4 separate regions of the Homo sapiens genome follow, and regions 2, 3 and 4 are each linked to region 1. A link is a contact called in ENCODE Hi-C or POLR2A ChIA-PET data. All regions are on one chromosome and are shown on one strand. The core of a region is the stretch at or near the end of the contact, and the rest is flanking DNA. Distances in the headings are between cores, read along the strand shown. Region 1 holds the start of ABCF1 (ATP binding cassette subfamily F member 1). Region 2 holds the start of HCG18 (HLA complex group 18). Region 3 holds the start of RPP21 (ribonuclease P subunit p21). Region 4 holds the start of HCG20 (HLA complex group 20).

Region 1 (2,948 bases), core at 162-2,661:
GACCTGTGGTGCAATTTCTTGATGGGGAAGCCTGGAAGAGACAGGCTTTAGGAGTAAGAACAAGAGCTCCATTTTGTACGTATGAGAGAGATTTATTAAAGATCTCAGAGAAGATGTCCCATAAGCAGTTGAATTCATGAGCCTGGAGCTCGGGGCAGAAGTTGGGGGCCAGCAAGAGAAGTTTGGGAATCTTCATTGGTTATAGATGGTATTTAAAGTCAGGAGGTGATAGGTGATAAGTCTAGATTAAGGAGAGTGTCAAAGATTTAGCCCTGAGGCACTTCAACATTTAGACTTCAGGAGAAGCCCATTAGATGCAAAGGAAACCTATAGAGAGTAGTGTCCCTGAAGAAAACAAAGGAGGGAGGGAGCGACCAAGTCTATCAAACATTGATGGGAGAGTGAGTAGGATGGCCCCAGATCTGTTGACTTTGGCAAGTGTGAATTCAGACAATGGTGGCAACAAAAGCATGATTGTAGTGGTTTGAGAGCTGACAGAACTACAGGAGCACCTTGCTCAAGCTCCCATATTAAGTGGTAGAGTTAGAAGTGAACCAAAGTCTTGATTGTGGTGATAGTTTACTGGGTTTATGCAGGTCAAAACTTATTTAAGTGATACTTTGCAGTTTATTTTGGGTGCCATTTTATTTTGTGTACAGTTTATTGTATGTCAATTATATCTCAGTAAAGCTGTTACCAAAAAAAATAAATGAACCGAAGCTCCACTGCACCGTGACTTCTGCATGTTGGGCTCCAGTTCCCTGTTTACAATTGTACACTTCGGGATTTTGTGACACATTTCAACACTGGACCGATCAGACCTCTCCCTTAGCCATTGGTCTGCACTGTCTTTTCTGCCCATGACCCAGTCAGTCTCGCGCCCCATGACCCTCTCCTAAAACACGCGCAGTCTCCTCTCTCTTCCCCTTCCTCTCGTGTCTTCCTTGCCTACCAGCCTCACCTGATGGGCTCGTGTTCTCTCCGTCCCCGATCCACTCGGGCTCCGGCAGCTGCTGCTTGGGCGCCTTCGGCATCGCGGTGGCAGAACTAGAAACGAGTTACAGATAGAAACTAGAATATGCTTTTTAAAAAAACAAAAAACAAAACAAACAAAAAAACAGTATGCCTCAACTCCTTCATACTAGTAGGAAATTATTATGTTCATTCCTTGAGTCTCGCGGCGTCGGGAGGTCACGGCGTCAGGCTTCCCAGACAGTCGTAAACGCCATGTGTTTACGCGACTGGAGCAAGCGGACGCCGGCCCCGCTCCGTCATTGCAGGCCACGCCTCCACTGAACCAGGGCCACGCCCCCGAGATGACGGCGAAGCTCGCACGTGCGCAGCCCGGGGGCGGGGTTGGCCGCGCCAGCTTGGAGAGCCAGCCCCATCGGGGTTCCCCGCCGCCGGAAGCGGAAATAGCACCGGGCGCCGCCACAGTAGCTGTAACTGCCACCGCGATGCCGAAGGCGCCCAAGCAGCAGCCGCCGGAGCCCGAGTGGATCGGGGACGGAGAGAGCACGAGCCCATCAGGTGAGGCTGGTAGGCAAGGAAGAAACGAGCAGAGGGGGAAGAGAGAGGAGACTGCGCGTGTTTTAAGAGAGGGTCATGGGGCACGAGACTGACCGGGCCCCTGCGGGAGTTACTGCGCATGCGTGCCGTGGGCCCGGGAGGAGTTTGCCGGGGAGGAGTGGGTTTGGAATCGGGGTTAAAGGAAAGAGATCCAGATGTCGCACGTGACCTAAGTGAGACTGGGCGAGATAAAAGAAAGAGCATATGGCACCGAGGGAGAGATGGGGAGAAATGGGAAAACCTTGCTTAAAAAATTTGGACATCCGCCCCACCATACACTGTATTCCACCAGGAATATATGAGCCCTGCCTCGACCTCCCCTTCCCCCTGCGCGCGCATACACACACCTTGGGAGCCTGTGATCCCCCTTGTTTCTCAAGAGAGGGTGACTCCTTCATGGTTTCTTTCTTAAGACACCCCTCTCACTCAACTGGAGCAAGAGTGTAGATTTTTGATGTTGGAATGAGGGTTAAGGTTTACTTAAAAAGCAGCGAAAGTTTGTTAAGCGCTTGTTTTTAATTAAGCACTCTATATACTGTGCTTTGAGAGGGGAAGGAAAAAAACATGAAGATATCCTCCCAGGGTTGAAGTCAGTTTTAAGGGGGACATAAATGGACACAACTAACCCCAGTAGGTACACAGTAACTAATTTTAAAAGCACTTATTGGATGCCTACTGTATACCAGGTACTGTGTGGAGGAAGTGGGAATGTAGAGATAAAAGATAAGACTTTCCCTCAAGGGACAACCCAGTATGGTGAAGGGTCAGAGCATTAACCAGACAGACAGTGGTTGTCAGAGTATGATGAAGGTGCTTAAGAATGTTATGGGACTGTAGAAGAGAGGAGGAGCATCTACTCAGACAGGTAAGGGAGTGTCAGCAAAGCCTCCCAAGAATATGTAATAGCTGAGTATTTTTTTTTGAGGCACATTGTAGCTCCATCACCCAGGCTGGAGTGCAGTGGCATGAACATGGCTCACTGCAGCCTCCACCTCCTGGGTTTAAAGGATCTTCCTGCCTCAGTCTCCCAAGTAGTTGAGACTACTGGCATGCACCACCACACCTTATTTTTAAAATTTTTTGTAGACACAAGATCTGGCTATGTTGCCTAGGCTGGTCTCAAACTCCTGGGCTCAAGTAATTCTCCTGCCTCAGCCTCCAAAAGTGCTGGGATTACAGGCGTGAGCCACTACATCTGCTCCCCAGAGTTTATTCTTGAAAGATCATCGTGAATTAGCAAGGGGAAGCGCATTCCAAGCCAAGGAAGTTTGTGGAAGGTAGAGATGTAGGCAAGCCTGACTGGTCCCACTAGAGCCTGGTGACTAGTGTGATGAAGTCAGAAAGATGCTCAGGAGACAGATAATGAAAGGCTTTAGATG
Region 2 (2,948 bases), core at 179-2,678, 240 kb before region 1:
GGCCCTTTCTCACCGAGGAGAGTACAGCAAAATCTGCTCATCTCTTTCAATGAATATTCTCCATGACTAGTGCTGGCGGCGGGGAGGCGGAGCAAGCTATCTTTTCTACCAGCCGTGTCACACCCCTCCTAGCACTAACCCCTCCTCCTCAGCCTTTTCACACCTCTACCCACTACTAGCCCCTCCCCAGCCCCATCACCTCTTCCCGGGCCCCTCACACCTCTCCCAGCATACTCTTCCCCAGCCTCATCACCTCACCCACTTCCTCCAAAATCACTGACCTGCTAAGCTTCCAGCAGCAGGCGGGCAAAGCAGGGAGGCTGTAATGCAAAAGTCCGCAGTCCCTACACAAACACTATCTGCTCCTGCGGAGAAACTCAAGTCACAGCCCCAGAAGTGGAAAGAACAGGCCTTGGCTCTCACCCAGTTAACAAGCGTTTATCCAGCGCACGTGTTGCGGTCGGACCCCATGCGAAGGAGCTAAGGACACAAAGGTGAGCAGCAGAGACGCGGTTCCAGCTCTCCCCCGGCTCCCACTCCAGCGGGATAGGTAGATAATTTCGGTAAATTTCGCCAAGCAGGGGCAGGACAAAGAGTATTTGAAGTCTACCGCGGGGAGAACTTACCTAATCCTTGAATGTTAAAAGGCTAAAAACTCCACTAGTCGGAAGTGACGTGCCAGCTTAGCCCCGCAGGTCCGCCACGTAATTGGCCGCCGCCACAGCTAGCCACCCTCTCCCCAGACTGGCCCGAAGAGAGGAAAAGTGTGGAAGTCCACAAGCCGCCCCCGCCCCGCCCTCTTCGTCGACTTTCAGCTGCACCGGGAGGCGGCGGCGCCTGGCCAGAGCCGGGGCCTGGAGCCTGGACTAGACAGCCTCGCCGGCCGGGGCGCCAGTCCAGCGCCCTGCGGGCAATGGGCTTCAGCGCTCGAGCACGCGCATGCGCGGGCCTGTATCTCCAGAGGATTCCTCGGGTCACCTGGACGCCAGCATCTCAGCCACCTGCCCCTCTGGGTCCCTTCTTGCCCTTGATTCCCCCTGCTGCTTCTCATCGCCAGCCCTCCTCCTCCTTCTTCCGCAGGCACCGCTAGACCCGGCCGCGGCCGCCCGCCGACACCCCAGCTTCCACTGACACGAGCCTCGGCGCGGCTTCCGCTTCCGGCGAGTATTGTGTGTCGCGCCGCGGGGCGGGGGCGAGGGGAGGAGGAAGGAGGGAGGCAGCGCTCCGGCGGCTCCGCGCCCCGCACTCCCGGACCCGAAGCCGGGAAGGTAGGTGCTGTCCCGCCGCCGCGCCCGAGCCTGGGGCCTGCGCTCGCCGGCCGGCTCCGCAAGCCGCGTCCCAGCGCCCCGCGACTGCGTCACCGGCCCCCCGCACGTAACCACAGCTGCCTCCGCCCGCCTCGGGCCCGGGCGGACGTTTTGCCGCCCCGGCGACGTCAGCGCGTCCGGCGTTGCTTGGCTACCCCGCCGTTCCCCCGTCCCGCTGCTGCTCACCTCCCCGGGTGAAACTCTGACGCAGTCACCGCGGGTCTCGGCAGCGTCATAGCGGCGGGCATCCCATCTGCACGTCACACCTCTTTCTCACCTGGACACGCATCCCTTCCTACCCTGCCAGCCACGACGTTTCCTCTTTCCCCTCTCCAATGCCCCAGCCCCAGATCTGGCGGAAGAAGATGGAGAACGGGGGTGGGACAGAGTTGTGGACAACCTCTCAGGAGAGGGTCGCAAGGTGGGACCCTGAACAGTGGTAGAAACAAAATGAGATTGTCCCTGAAGTTTGCCCTTCAGCTGAGACACAAGGAGTAGAGGAAGAGGAAGGACTAACGCAGAGGCACTCAAGGTCTCACTATGACTGTAGTTGAGAGTCCTCTCCCTTCTTCCCTAACCCTTTCCCCATTTCTCTCACCACTTCTTTGCCAGTCTAGATCCGTCCTGGTGCCTTACTGTGCATACAGTTCTACTCGTCTCAGGTGAGGAGGCCACTTAATTTGTAAAAGACTGAGGAAGGGGTAGGATCACCACAAGTCAAAGTTGGATTCCCACAGATAGAAATCATCTGACTGAACTTCTCTCCTATTGCTGACAGAAGAAATTCAAATCCAAAGAAGTTATCAGTTCCTACTCCAAATCAAACACATTTGTGTGTGCCAACAATATATACAGGAACAATTGTTGTTAACCTACCTCATTACATGGCCACTTATCTCTCAGCACATAGATCTACCAAATTTCCTTCCTTCCAGTAGGTCCCTGGAGAAGGATGGGGGTCGGGAGGAGAAAAGGTTATGGGGATAGTTAAATCAACTTACCCATGGCTAAAAGTATGGATGTTTTAAGGATGGAGTAGGGGGCCAGCCTTGTGTTTTATAAATCTCTCCTATGCATTTCCAATTCTTCTGAGGCTGCGCTTGAGGGAGATCTCATTGCCTCTTTTGTGTCTCTTAATTCGCAACCACTCCAGGACCTATAAGTTGGAGACACACTATGCCCAGGGTGTTAGTTATCAATAGCTATATTGAAAGATTCCAGTCACTACAAATAGACTCGTTGCTCTCTTTTCAAGAAGTCGTTGGCCTGAGCTCAGCAATATTTAATATGGTTGCCATAATTTATCAGTTTTCAGCAGTTCTGAGTGTCCAGATGAACACAAGAGAAATGGAATGTTGCGTGAAATGTCATTCCAAGAAGAGAGCAGATTTCCTTTAGGCTAGTCTGATGGATAAAAGGAAGAATAATTTCAGATTTTCCTGAAAAGAGGAGGTTGCCTTTGCCTCATTCATTCCATTTGTTAGCCTTTAGAGCAGTGGTATCTAACCCTTTCAATATGAGGACTCTCTTTGCTTATCTGTGGTGGCTGATAAAAATTATGCATGGACCTTCTGTGGTGGTGATAGAACAAAAGTTATGCATGGACTTTTTTTTTTTTAAGCTTATCAGCTGTCATTAGTG
Region 3 (2,948 bases), core at 278-2,777, 230 kb before region 1:
CAGACTCTCCTCCTCTTACCTTTGTGCCTTGACTGTGGTTCTTTGTGGCAAGATACTTTGGTTGGTTAAAATAATATGGAACAAAGGATCCACTGAAGTGATCTCTGTGTTGTGTGGTAATTTGGTGACAGCCTTGTACTGATGTGTAAGAATCACTGGGTGTTAGACATGCATGTTCCTGGGTCTCACCCTTAGTGGTTAGTCAAGGTCTGGGGTGGGCCGGACATCTACATTTTATTTATGAGACAGAGTCTCGTTCTGTCGCCCAGGCTGGAGTACAGTGGTGATCTCAGCTCACTGCAACCTCCGCCTCCCAGGTTCAAGCAATTCTCCTGCCTCAGCCTCCAGAGTAGCTGGGATTACTATGGACTATAGCCATGCACCACCACACCCGGCTAATTTTAGTGGAGACAGGGTTTTGCCATGTTGGACAGGCTGGTCTCGAACTCCTGAACTCAAGTAATCTACCTGCCTCAGCCACTCAAAGTGCTAGGATTACAGGTGTGAGCCACCGTGCCCAGCCTACATCTACATTTTAAACACACCACTCTCATTTGAGTCCGAAAACCCTTGTGAAACTAGTTCCAGAGGAGGTTTCAGCCATGTCCTTCCTCCCAGCTGGAGCCCTGCTTGTCTGTCCCCGCCTGGCACTGGGTCTGAAATTGGAGAGAAGTCATCCTCTCCTGACTTATGCTGCCCTCCCCATCTCAGGGTTCATTGATCTTCTACCCCTCCAATTCATGTCCCTCTGCTTCTGACTTCAGTAACTGATAGTCACTATGAGTCACAGGACACCAGACAGAAGAACTGGAAGATAGAAGAGGTCAGAGGGAGGGGTGTGAGGTGAATGTCAGTGTGGGGAGTGGGGTGAAGTTTCAGGGGCAGGGGATGCTGTTGACAGATTTCTGTGCTGTACCTAAGCCTAGGAGTTAGAAACCATTCACTCAGAAAGTGAGGATCACCTACTGTGTGTCCAGCACTGCATAACAGGAAGTGTGTTTCTTTGGTAGGTGGAATAGTAGGAGTAAACTGTGCTTTCTGAGGACCGGGAGTCCTTTTCCCTCCCTCCAGCACCCTCATGATCCTTCCCACTTTCACCCCCACTGGCACCAGTGCTTTTTTTTAATGTATTACCTCTGTGCCTTCCGTCTGTAGATCTTACAGGCATCTGCCTCGGACCTCAGGAGAGTAGGGCAGAAGCTCTAGCTGGGTATAAATTGCACATAACCATCTCCCCAACGTAGCTACATAAAGAGACCAGCCTTCTGTCCTGAAAATGGCCGATTTAAGATCCTCACCTGCTCCACTAGGTCTCTAGGTGATATAATTGGTCATGAGCTTGAGGAAGACAAAAGCACTGAAAATTCATAAAGGGACCCTGGGCATGGATTGCTGGGGTTGTGTTTAGAAACCGATGAGTTTGTGAGGCCTCCGGGAGGCTCCCGAGGGCGCGGGGACTACGTTTCCCAGGAGGCCTCGCGCGGACGCCCGGGCGGGGCTGTGCGAGGGGTGGGGCTGCGGGAGGCCCTGGAGCGCGGCGGTGATGGCGGGGCCGGTGAAGGACCGCGAGGCCTTCCAGAGGCTCAACTTCCTGTACCAGGTGAGTCTGCGACAAGGGCCCCACGGGGACGGTGCTCGGCGTCCCAGAGTGACTGCTCCCCTCCCGCAGGCCGCCCATTGTGTCCTTGCCCAGGACCCCGAGAACCAGGCGCTGGCGAGGTTTTACTGCTACACTGAGAGGACCATTGCGAAGCGGCTCGTCTTGCGGCGGTGAGACAGCCACGGGGCGGGCGGCGGGCGGGACGCGGGAGGAACGCGAGAGGGAGCGCGGGCGCCAGACCACTATCCTCCTCCGCCCCCAGGGATCCCTCGGTGAAGAGGACTCTCTGTCGAGGCTGCTCTTCCCTCCTCGTCCCGGGCCTCACCTGCACCCAGCGCCAGAGACGTGAGTGCTCCAACGGAGGTGGAAGACTGCGGAGCATTGGGGGCGCGGAGGGGGGCGGGGTGGGGGGCGGGCACTGGAGGCCAACAGCGCCTTTCTCACTGTAGATGGATGTTGGGTGTGGGATTCGCAGGAGTCTTCCTTCTTCGGGTTTGGATTAAGTTCCTAACGCCACTTGCACAAACTAGGGTTTGGGCTCGGCTGTTTTTTTTTTTTTTCTTCCAGTGTGGGCAATAAATAATAACTTTTAAGAGGCAACCCCACCCATGCACAATAATAGATGTTGTTCGGCTTTGTGGAGGACGATTCCCATCACCATTCATTTATTAAGCAAATACTTATTTTCTAAAATGTGTCAGGTACTGTGCTAGATTCATTATTCTCATTGAAATTACGGTCTGATGGGACAGACTAAGAAACAAAATGGTGTAGAAAAAGATTAACTGGGGGAGTAGAATGCTCACTTACTCATGCCAGTGGTGGCGAAGTTTATGATAAGCAAAGGGAGTGAGAGATGGAAATTCTAGGCATGTGTGCAGACTCTGAGACAAGAGAGCTTGTGGTGCTGTCAAAGAAATGAGAGTTCAGGAGGCTGGAGTTTGAGGTAGGAGGGCAAAACATGAGACTGGAGGGGGAAACAGGCCAGTTCTTGAAGTCTTGTTAGGGAGTTTGAACTTTATCTTAAAGAGTTCCAGGAAATCGATGGAGCTTATGCCGAGGCCTGACACCATCAAATGTGCATTCAAATTGGGGGTGTGGTGGGGGAGCGGGGATACCTACTGAAAAACACTGGAGGCAAAACTGGCAGCAAGAGACCGTTACTTCTAAACGTGGACAGTCTTTTTCCCATGTTCACCCTAGGCTGCAGGGGACAGCGCTGGACCGTACAGACCTGCCTAACATGCCAGCGCAGCCAACGCTTCCTCAATGATCCCGGGCATTTACTCTGGGGAGACAGGCCTGAGGCCCAGCTCGGGAGCCAAGCAGGTGAGAGGTGAGGGAGAAA
Region 4 (2,948 bases), core at 210-2,709, 200 kb after region 1:
ACGAGATGACAGGATTAAGAGATTAAAGTAAAGACAGTCATAGGAAATCACAAGGGTATTGACTGGGGAAGTGATAAGTGTCCATGAAATCTTCACAATTTATGTTTAGAGATTGCAGTAAAGACAGGCATAAGAAATTATAAAAGTATTAATTTGGGGAACTAATAAATGTCCATGAAATCTTCACAATCCACATTCTTCTGCCATGGCTTCAGCTGGTCCCTCCGTTTGGGGTCCCTGACTTCCTGAACAGTGATTACATGGGGACAATGGGAATGAGGAGGAAGAATGAGAGGCATTTGCTAGAAAATGTATTCAAACTGATGGCTGGTCTGAAAGGGAGTTGTAGGCTGGGGTGATGAGAGACAGGTCTCATAGCAACAGGGTAAACAAAGTAAACTTGGCTTGGTTGGTGTTTTATTTATTATTATTATTTTTTTGAGATGGAGTTTTGCTCTTGTTGCCCAGACTGGAGTGCAATGGTGCAATCTCAGCTCACTGCAACCTCTGCCTCCCAGATTCAAGTGATTCTCCTGCCTCAGCCTCCCGAGTAGCTGGGGTAACAGGTATGTGCCACCATGGCCAGCTAATTTCTTTATTTTTACTAGAGACGGGGTTTCACCATGTTGGCCAGGCTGATCTCCAACTCCTGACCTCAAGTGATCCGCCCACCTTGGCCTCCCAAAGTGCTGGAATTACAGGCATGAGCCACGGCACCCGGCCTATTATTATTATTATTTTATTTCGAGACAGGGTCTTCCTCTGTCACTCAGGCTGAAGTGCAGTGGTGCAATCTCAGCTTTCTGCAACCTCTGCCTCCTGGGCTCAAGCGATCGATCCTCCTGTCTCAGCCTCCCAAGTAGCTGGGACTACAGGCGCATGCCACAAAGCTAGGCTAATTTTTTTTTTGTATCTTTTGAAGAGGCAAGATTTTGCTGTGTCCAGCCTGTCTCCAGGCTGGTCTTGAACTCATGAGCTCAAAGCAATCTGCCCACCTTGGCCTCCCAAAGTGCTGGGATTGCAGGTGTGAGCCACTGCACTCGGCAGCAGGTGTTTTAGATTGGGCTACCTTGAAGCAGAACCTGGGGTGGGGACTTTTGTTCAAGAGATACACTGCGGGAGGCTCTCAGGAGAAAGACTGAAGAAAACAGGATAGGGAAGGGAAAAAGGCTAAGCAAGGATGTGAGCTTCAGCCTGAGCTCATGGGGAAGCTCAGGGCAGCAAATTGCACCAGTCAATTGCACTTGGAGGCATGGGGGCTGGCGTTTTGTAGATCTGCTTTAAGGTCAGGCAGCCACTGGGAGTCTGTCCAGAGTGTGTGCAAGGGAGGAGGGCTTGGCTCCTGTTTGGCCCAGGGCAATTCTCCAGAAAAGGGGACAATTGTGTGTGGTTATCAGCTGATATTCCCAAAAGCTGGAAAGTGAGTGGACTCACTGGTGAAAAGGACCTGAGCCCAAACAGTGTCCATGATAGTGAATCCATTTTGGTTGTGTTGGATTTGAGGTGGCAAAGAAATAAGGAACTGGCATGTGACTGCGGGAAATTGGAGCTACAAGACAGGAGTTCAGGTGAAAAGATAGGACTAGGTATGTAGCTATTGGAGTGGGGGACTTCGGCGCACAGATGATAGGGTTTTTTGTTTGTTTGTTTGTGAGGGTTTTTTTGTTTGTTTGTTTGTTTGTTTGTTTGGAGAGAGGGTCTTGCTCTGTAACCCTGGCTGGAGTATAGTGGCATGATCATAGCTCTCTGCAGCCTTGACCTCCCAGGCTCAAGAGATCGTCTCACCTCAGCTTCTTGAGTAGCTGATACTACAGGTGTATGTCACCACTCCCAGCCAATTTTTTAAACATTTTTTTAGAGACTGGGGGTCTCACTGTGTTGCCCAGGCTGGTCTCAAATTCCTGGGCTCAAATGATCCTGCTGCCTCAGCCTCCCAAAGTTTTGGGATTATAGGTGTGAGCCATGGCGCAGGCCTAGATGATAGTTTAAACAAGAGGGAATTTGTATATTTGTCACTTTGGGGGTTGCTGGTGGCCTTTGAAGGAAGAGTTTCACAGCAGGACAGAGTACAAAACCATATGGTGACGTGAGGTCTAGTAATGCTTTCCACAGTTAATGTCCTTCCATTCTGACTAACTCTTAACACCTCTAGGGTACTTTCTCCTTCGACTTATGTGCTGCTCATTCTGGCTTGTCCTCTGTGTTCTGGTTATTTTTTGTTGTCCAACAAATTGCCTCAAAATTTTGTGGCATGAGACAACCCTTTATTACGTTCACGGATTCTGTGGGCCAGGAATTTGGACACACCGCAGTGGGGATGGCTTGTCTCTGCTCCATGTTATCTGGGGCTGCAGCTGGAAGACTCGAAAGCTGGGGGACTGAAATCGTCTGCAGACACTTTGCAGTGGATGCTGGCAGTTAGCTCAGGGACCTCAGGGTTTCTACCTGTGGTCTAGTTAGAGTTTCTCTTGCATAGTGGCTGGGTTGCTGTGAGGGAACCAGGCATGAACTGCTTTTTTTTTTTTTGAGGCGGAGTTTCACTCTTGTTGCCCAGGCTGGAGTGCAGTGGTGCAGTCATGGTTCACTGCAGCCTTGACTACCCAGGCTTAAGTGATCCTCCTGCCTCAGTCTCCCTGGTAGCTGGGGCTACTGCCAACATGCCTGGCTGATTTTTGTATTATTATTATCATTATTTTGTAGAGACAGGGTCTCACTATGTTGCCCAGGCTGGTCTCCAACTCCTGGGCTCAAGCAATCTGTCCATCTCAGCCTCCTAAAGTATTGGGATTACAGGTGTGAGCCACTGTGCCCAGCTGCATTCTTTTTATAACCTCATCTTTTTTTGATCTGCATCACCTCCCTCCTACCCTATTGGTCAGAGTAGTCACAGCCCCGCTCCCATTCAAAGAGAGGGAACATGGCCCCTACCTGGAGTGTCAGTCATGGGA

What was found. Hi-C counts contacts between places; a loop is a spot of excess contacts on that map. ChIA-PET counts read pairs that join two places held with the same protein, here RNA polymerase II (POLR2A). Pooled maps may share reads with other maps.
Region 2: a map of CD8-positive, alpha-beta T cell shows a loop between it and region 1 (14-fold over the local background). The contact joins the promoter of HCG18 here to the promoter of ABCF1 in region 1. A Hi-C loop is called at or near these places in 2 of 168 maps with a recorded cell type or tissue (CD8-positive, alpha-beta T cell and naive thymus-derived CD4-positive, alpha-beta T cell), 2 of 37 single-sample maps with no recorded cell type and 13 of 50 pooled maps. POLR2A ChIA-PET finds 5 or more read pairs at or near these places in 6 of 52 experiments (OCI-LY7, PC-9, Panc1 and 3 more).
Region 3: a pooled map shows a loop between it and region 1 (7-fold over the local background). The contact joins the promoter of RPP21 here to the promoter of ABCF1 in region 1. A Hi-C loop is called at or near these places in 2 of 37 single-sample maps with no recorded cell type and 8 of 50 pooled maps. POLR2A ChIA-PET finds 5 or more read pairs at or near these places in 1 of 52 experiments (Panc1).
Region 4: a loop to region 1 is called in a pooled map, with 2.7 times the contacts of the local background. The contact joins the promoter of HCG20 here to the promoter of ABCF1 in region 1. A Hi-C loop is called at or near these places in 2 of 50 pooled maps. POLR2A ChIA-PET finds 5 or more read pairs at or near these places in 4 of 52 experiments (HEK293, MCF 10A, OCI-LY7 and 1 more).

The regions. Positions count from the first base shown.
Region 1 is chr6:30,570,031-30,572,978 of GRCh38, forward strand. It overlaps ABCF1 (ATP binding cassette subfamily F member 1), which reads left to right and starts at 1,412. Exons shown (of 25, transcript NM_001025091.2): 1 at 1,412-1,530. The coding sequence starts at 1,458. RefSeq lists an enhancer at 1,032-1,593.
Region 2 is chr6:30,325,728-30,328,675 of GRCh38, forward strand. It overlaps HCG18 (HLA complex group 18), which reads right to left and starts at 1,429. Exons shown (of 3, transcript NR_102327.1): 1 at 424-1,429. It overlaps TRIM39 (tripartite motif containing 39), which reads left to right and starts at 1,200. Exons shown (of 8, transcript NM_001369521.2): 1 at 1,200-1,268. HCG17 (HLA complex group 17) reads right to left here and starts at 407. Exons shown (of 5, transcript NR_052012.1): 1 at 282-407.
Region 3 is chr6:30,343,629-30,346,576 of GRCh38, forward strand. It overlaps RPP21 (ribonuclease P subunit p21), which reads left to right and starts at 1,528. Exons shown (of 5, transcript NM_024839.4): 1 at 1,528-1,600; 2 at 1,670-1,770; 3 at 1,863-1,945; 4 at 2,804-2,929. The coding sequence starts at 1,544. It overlaps TRIM39-RPP21 (TRIM39-RPP21 readthrough), which reads left to right. Exons shown (of 10, transcript NM_001199119.1): 7 at 1,670-1,770; 8 at 1,863-1,945; 9 at 2,804-2,929. TRIM39 (tripartite motif containing 39) reads left to right here. Exons shown (of 8, transcript NM_001369521.2): 8 at 1-101.
Region 4 is chr6:30,765,366-30,768,313 of GRCh38, forward strand. It overlaps HCG20 (HLA complex group 20), which reads left to right and starts at 1,460. Exons shown (of 4, transcript NR_138037.1): 1 at 1,460-1,586.